2 separate regions of the Homo sapiens genome follow, and region 1 is linked to region 2. Evidence: chromatin contacts called from ENCODE Hi-C or POLR2A ChIA-PET data. All regions are on one chromosome and are shown on one strand. The core of a region is the stretch at or near the end of the contact, and the rest is flanking DNA. Distances in the headings are between cores, read along the strand shown. Region 1 overlaps FMN1 (formin 1). Region 2 overlaps FMN1 (formin 1).

Region 1 (3,027 bases), core at 419-2,918, 270 kb after region 2:
CTTTTATAAGCCATGCCAGCCATCTATAAAATGATAAGTAGACCTAATAAATTACAAAATTAGATAATTAATTCTACATCTCATTTTATTTTTTATTTATTTATTTTGAGGAAAGGTCTCACTCTCCCAGGCTGGAGTGCAGTGGCACAGTCATCGCTCACTGCAGCCTTGAACTCCCTCAGGTGATCTCCCACCTCAGTCTCCCAAGTAGCTGGGACTACAGGCACACAACACATGCCCAGCTAATTTTTTGTATTTTCTGTAGAGATAGGGTTTTGCCATGCTGGTCGGGCTGGTCTCAAACTCCTGGGCTCAAGTGATCTTCCTGTCTCGGCCTCTTAAAGAGCTGGGATTACAAGTGTGAGCCACTACACCCAGCCAATTTACAATTTTAAGTGGGATTATAGAAAATAACATAACAATTAAATAAAGAGACAAAACTGTGGCAAGGATGCCACTGGATGGCCCAGGGATGTCTCAGGAGGCAGTTGTGGGGGAGGATGCTGAGGTAACAGTTCCACCTCACCTCACCCCAAATTACCCAGTGAACAACCATCTAAATAAAAAGTGTGTGTTTGGCATGTAAATGCAGTTTCAAAACAAGTTCTCTAGCTGCCTCATCACCTCACCTTGCACCTGGCTGCTGCACTATGGGAGTTCTAGATCCGCTAGACATTAGGGGAAACAGTAGTCGATTGGGGTAGCCTCACAACCAACGTTTGGGCTGTGGGCCACAAAGTCAAGTGGAGAGCACCGAAAGGAGAAGAAAGAAAAGAACTATGATCCTACAAGTTGCTTAAGCTCTCTGACATTCAGCTATCTCACTTTTTCTGAAAAATTTAAAAATGGAAGGCCAGGTGCGGTGGCTCACGCCTATAATCCCAGCACTTTGGGAGGCCAAGGTGGGCAGATTACCTGAGGTCAGATGTTCAAGACCAGCCTGGCGAACATGGCAAAACCCCATCTCTACTAAAAGTACAAAATTTAGCCAGGCGTGGTGGCTTATGCCTGTAATCCCAGCTACTCAAGAGGCTGAAGCAGGAGAATCGCTTGAACCTGGAAGGTGGAGGTTGCAGTGAGCCAAGATCGTGCCACTGCACTCCAGCCTGGGTGACAGAGTGAGACTCCGTCTCAAAAATAAATAAATAAGTAGGAAAACATTTTGAGTTACAATGTTTCACAGCTAAAATAAAGGTAGCCTATACATGGGAAATATTTTGCTTTTTGAGTTTCTCCCTTCATATTATCTTCCAAAGCCCCGCTTTTTTTGGTCTCCCAAGGAATGTTTTTTAAGTGTCAAAATTCACACAAAATGTTTGACTTGCACTTTAGATGTTAAATATACAACTATTTGAGGATCTTGCGCTAGAAGGTTCTCTACATAAATTATTTTTTCAAAAGGCCAGTGTAACCTTTTGAGAGTCTTTATCATCTCACCCTTTTTCTGAAGTCCTGTTTTGTAAAAATGTGCCCTTAGAAATAAAGAGAATATTGATTTTGCAATGTTGGTACAAACTGGACAACAGCAGGAAGATCTCAAAATAAGATAAGCCACTGCACAGCACAGCACAGAATAACCCAGTTAGGGAGGAGAATGTCTGCTCTGTCAGTCTGTCTTCCCTGGCACTGCTTCTCGCTGGCATCAAGTAGGAAAGATCCCTTTCAGCTTGACACAAGTATGCACTGTCCTTCTGAAATATGAGAAAAGCAGTTCCCTCAGGAACAAGGAGGCCTCGTGCCAGAGGTTAGTGAAGCTGGAGAAACCGAGAGCTTGGCTGGCAAGGACTGTGTAAGATGGGACTCTCTCTGTTGGAATGCTAGTGGAATCAGTTAGGTTACTTCCCCAAGGTTATGCAATGTTCTTAAAATATACTACTTAACACTGGATAGAATTCTTATCGTGCATTGCGTACCAATACTAACTGTTCTATTCTATGAACCAAAAAAACCATGGAATGTCTTTTCCCATCACCCACATGCCCTGCTGTACATAGAGTATACAATTGGCTGATTATGTTTTGGTCTTCACCCTTCTAGAATGAGTGTGAGCTCCATGAGGACAGGAATTAGCTTTGCTTTTTTCTGTTTTGCCTACTGCTCTGTCTACTATACTTAGAACAATGATGAATATATGATAGGGATTCAATAAATATTTGTTGAATAAAAAATGTTTTGAATGCTTTTGTAGATATAAATATAAATAATCAGAATGATGGAGCTGTGTTCACTACTTAAGTTCAGAGCAGATGGCTTCATGGCCACTGAAATTATCCCCATGACATCACAATGTGGTACAAAGGGAGGACACAGGATTTAACATCAATGTTGTCCCTCTGCTGTTTACTTAGCAAGGTACCCTCTCTGAGTCTTAGCTCCATCCTCACTCAAAGAGAGATGTCATTATCTGCTTCAGGGACAGGACTGTTAAAAATTGCACAAAAGTATATGTCTTGGAGAGGTTTAAATTTCATGGGAGAATATGAAAAACACACATTTTTATGCATATATACAGTCTACCCACGTAGACAAGAAAGACGTATAACCATAAACACAGAGACAGACGTGTTTGGGAAGAGCTTCAAATAGGACTATGGAATAGTTCTTAAACTCCCACTTCCTAATTTTATAACAGATTTCAGGGTGAAAATGTCTAAGCAAGTGGTTTTTTTTGATGAACCATGTTTTAGTTATTTCCTCCTAAAAACAGAAGCAAGGATCGTGGTAATGGCTCTACAGGGTTTGGCTCTGAAATGTGTCATCAGTCAAGATAAATTTGTGCTGGTCAATATAACCCTAAAAACAATGTTTTCTCTTTAATTTCTATCACCTGTTTTAAAGGTATTTTTATCTGCTATATTGAATGCAAGTCCCTTAAATGATTTCTGGAATGAGGTAGAACATAACCAAATAAATAATTTTTTAAAGTAGACAGAAACATGCCAGGCATGGTGGCTCACGCCTGTAATCCCAGCACTTTGGGAGGCCAACGCAGGCAGATCACCTGAGATCAGGAGTTCGAAACCAGCC
Region 2 (3,080 bases), core at 132-2,631:
ATACAAATACTGGCTGGGCATGGGGGTGTGCACCTGTGGTCCCAGGTATTCAGAAGGCAGAGGTGAGAGGATCACCTGAACCCAGGGAGGTCGACACTGCAATAAGCCATGACCACACCTCTGCACTCCAGCCTAGTCTCACAGGGTGAGACCCTGTCTCCTGTCTAAAAAATATATATACATACATATTAGCAATGTTGACCCAGACTCCAAGTGGGCTTTCCAGAGATGCAATGTGACTTGCTTGCCCTTCCCCTGCACCAAGGGGTCACCGTCTCTGTGTCTCTGTACTCCTCAAACATGGTGAGGTGTCCCAAGATGATCTAAGGTTTGAGTGTATTTTAAAGACCCCCAGAAATGTCCACCACCTCATCCCATGAGTCATAAGCAAGGTAACAAAGGTAACAAAGATGATTATCCTGATTGGGTAGTTCTCAAGGTAGGCAGGGAAGCAGGAAAGACATCTGTTTTAAGGAATCAGCATTTCTCAATGAACATTTGTGGCCACATAAACTTTCCTGATTATTTCCAGCTATGATTCTGAGAATACAGTTAAAGAAAAGCTAGGATTTCCCACAATATAAATTGGGAGGAGTTCCTTAAATTATTTAATTAACCCTCTACTATATTCAAATTCCAACAATTTCATTTATATAGAATTGTTTTTCATGAACGTAGTATAAAACATGCCTGCAATTTACTAATAGGATATAATCGAACGCCTGACAATAACTCCTTCAAGGTTACTTCTCCCTGGTGAAAGCAAAGCTGAAGGCAGAGCTTGTTTCCCCAATTACAAAAGCAATACTTTCTCTTTTGCCTGAATTCACAGGGTTGATCGCTGCAGCTCTCCCTTTGTGCTAGATGTGGTGACAGAGCCCATGCGGTGCCCATCAAATTGCTCCAATTTTATGAGGCCATATCATGGGGGTGGTAAAGAGCTTGTGCTTGGATTGAGACCCACTAGGACTCAGGTGGGCTGTGGCTTGTTTTTCTCATCTGCAAAATGGGGACCTCCCGCAACACAGGCATGATATGATATTTAAGATAATACATACATAGTGATTTGCAGAATGCCTGGCACTCACAAGCAGGCTCATAAATATTATTTGTTATTTTTATGTTTGACTAAAATTGGTTGGGAAACATGTCAAGGTCAGAACAGCAAGAGAGTCATGGCTGGGGATTATTTGCTACAGATGCTGGGCACTGTATTTACGGAAATATGCCACGGTGCAAATCTCCTGTTTAGAACATAGGGATAATGATTTTCATTCCCGTGCTGAAGTTCCACCACCCATTGTGAGAATTCACTGAAGAATGCAGGCGAAGTCTTGGGGAAAGACGAAGCAAAATGGGAAACAATTCCCCTAGGCCTCTGAGCTTCGCGGTTTTGAAATTAGAAACTGAAACCAGTACAAACGAGAGCAGCTCCACTGCTGTGCTCCAAGGCCCTCTCTGCAGCCCCACGGGCTGGGATTCCCACGTGGCCTGTAAGAATTAAACTTCCCCACATGATCAAAGGAGAGGGCTGCCCTCCGACGGTCCCCACAGAGCCACGCGCCCCGGAGGCCAGGCAGCTTGCCTGCTCCAATTTATTGACTTGGCTTATCCGAGATGCTTTCTAGCAGACAAATGGGAGACCTGAAGGCTAATTAATGATGACACCGGAGACTGGCAGTGCATAAAGGAGAGAGGTCATGGACAGATCCACAAATGTCCTTCACTGTTCAACCGGAAGACTCGCATACGATATTGCTAGACCACCAAGGTTGCCTCAGGCGTGGGCTGTGCCAGGAGCTCCAGTTAAAAGCCAAAGTCACCCCAGGTTCTCTTTCTGTTATTTTTCTCTTTACACAATTTTTTGGCAATTAAAAATATATTAATTTCCGAAGTTAGTTACTACTAAGTGATCACTGTGAGACAGAGATGAAATATTAAAAACCAATACATAGTGAAATAACTGAGACTACATGGAGAATATTTTCACTTACAGGTTAAACACTGGTGGAGTATTTTAGTGAAAGGAAAGATATGGCCTAGACTATTTTAATATTTCAGATATTAGGCTGTTAAGGTCAGAATTATCTGTTTTTTGTTTTTCACCCCTAAGAACAAGGGAATAAAGCTTATTAAGCCACTTAAAAAGCCTAGGCAGGTTAGAAAAATGTAGCAGTAAGACCCAGATATAATTCATCAAAATCAAATACGTTTAATTGCTTTGTAAATCAAATGTATGTGGGCAATTGGTATGAAGATATGAAACTTGTTTCTTTTTGTATGAGCTGAAGGACCTGTGGGCTTAGTTAAGTCAGAATACAGTTTTAGAGGAAAGGAAAGGTTTATCAGGCTATCTGCTTTTCCAGAGTTCTCTCTTCTTCCCTGTCTGGTTACCTAAGTCTTACCCCACCCTTCCACAGTCCTGCGCCAGTTCTGCCTCTTCCTCACTTTTACAAGATCCATGTCCTGTTCACAAGCTCCCTGCTCAAAGGACCGCCATAGAAAATGGCTGCAGCAACATATGGAATTTTTTTACTAAAGCAAATTCTTGTATTATATCAATGGGGCTTAGATGAGAGACATAAAGTGAAGCCAGAGATCAAAAGCCTAGAATGCTTGGTTAAGGAGTTTATCATACAGGAATCCATTCAATAAATACATCAGTTCGGCTAGGCGCGGTGGCTCACGCCTGTAATCCCAGCACTTTGGGAGGCCGAGGCGGGCGGATCACGAGGTCAGGAGACCATCCTGCCTAACACGGTGAAACCCCATCTCTACTAAAAATACAAAAAATTAGCTGGGCGTGGTGGCGGGCACCTGTAGTCCCAACTCGGGAGGCTGAGGCAGGAGAATGGCGTGAACCCGGGAGGCGGAGCTTGCAGTGAGCCGAGATTGTGCCACTGCACTCCAGCCTGGGCGACAGAGCGAGACTCCATCTCAAAATAAATAAATAAATAAAATAAAATAAATAAACACATCAATTCAACACATGTCTACTGAGCACCTACTACGTGCCATAAATTGTGTCAGATATTGGGGTTCCATCAGCAAAAGAAACAGACTAAATTCTCTGCCCTCAG

What was found. A loop is a pair of places that touch in the nucleus more often than their neighbours do. ChIA-PET counts read pairs that join two places held with the same protein, here RNA polymerase II (POLR2A).
Region 1: a map of IMR-90 shows a loop between it and region 2 (4-fold over the local background). The contact joins two enhancer-like sites. A Hi-C loop is called at or near these places in 2 of 168 maps with a recorded cell type or tissue (IMR-90 and chondrocyte). POLR2A ChIA-PET finds 5 or more read pairs at or near these places in 1 of 52 experiments (AG04450).

Annotation. Positions count from the first base shown.
Region 1 is chr15:33,133,869-33,136,895 of GRCh38, forward strand. The region is part of intron 4 of FMN1 (formin 1); the gene reads right to left. Among named protein-coding and RNA genes, the nearest start is that of FMN1, 59 kb to the right of the region's middle. Within about 2 kb of position 1,669, at least 4 of the 41 ENCODE cell types and tissues checked have a DNase peak (open chromatin) inside an H3K27ac peak, as active enhancers do.
Region 2 is chr15:32,860,495-32,863,574 of GRCh38, forward strand. The region is part of intron 16 of FMN1 (formin 1); the gene reads right to left. Among named protein-coding and RNA genes, the nearest start is that of GREM1-AS1, 140 kb to the left of the region's middle. Within about 2 kb of position 1,382, at least 13 of the 41 ENCODE cell types and tissues checked have a DNase peak (open chromatin) inside an H3K27ac peak, as active enhancers do.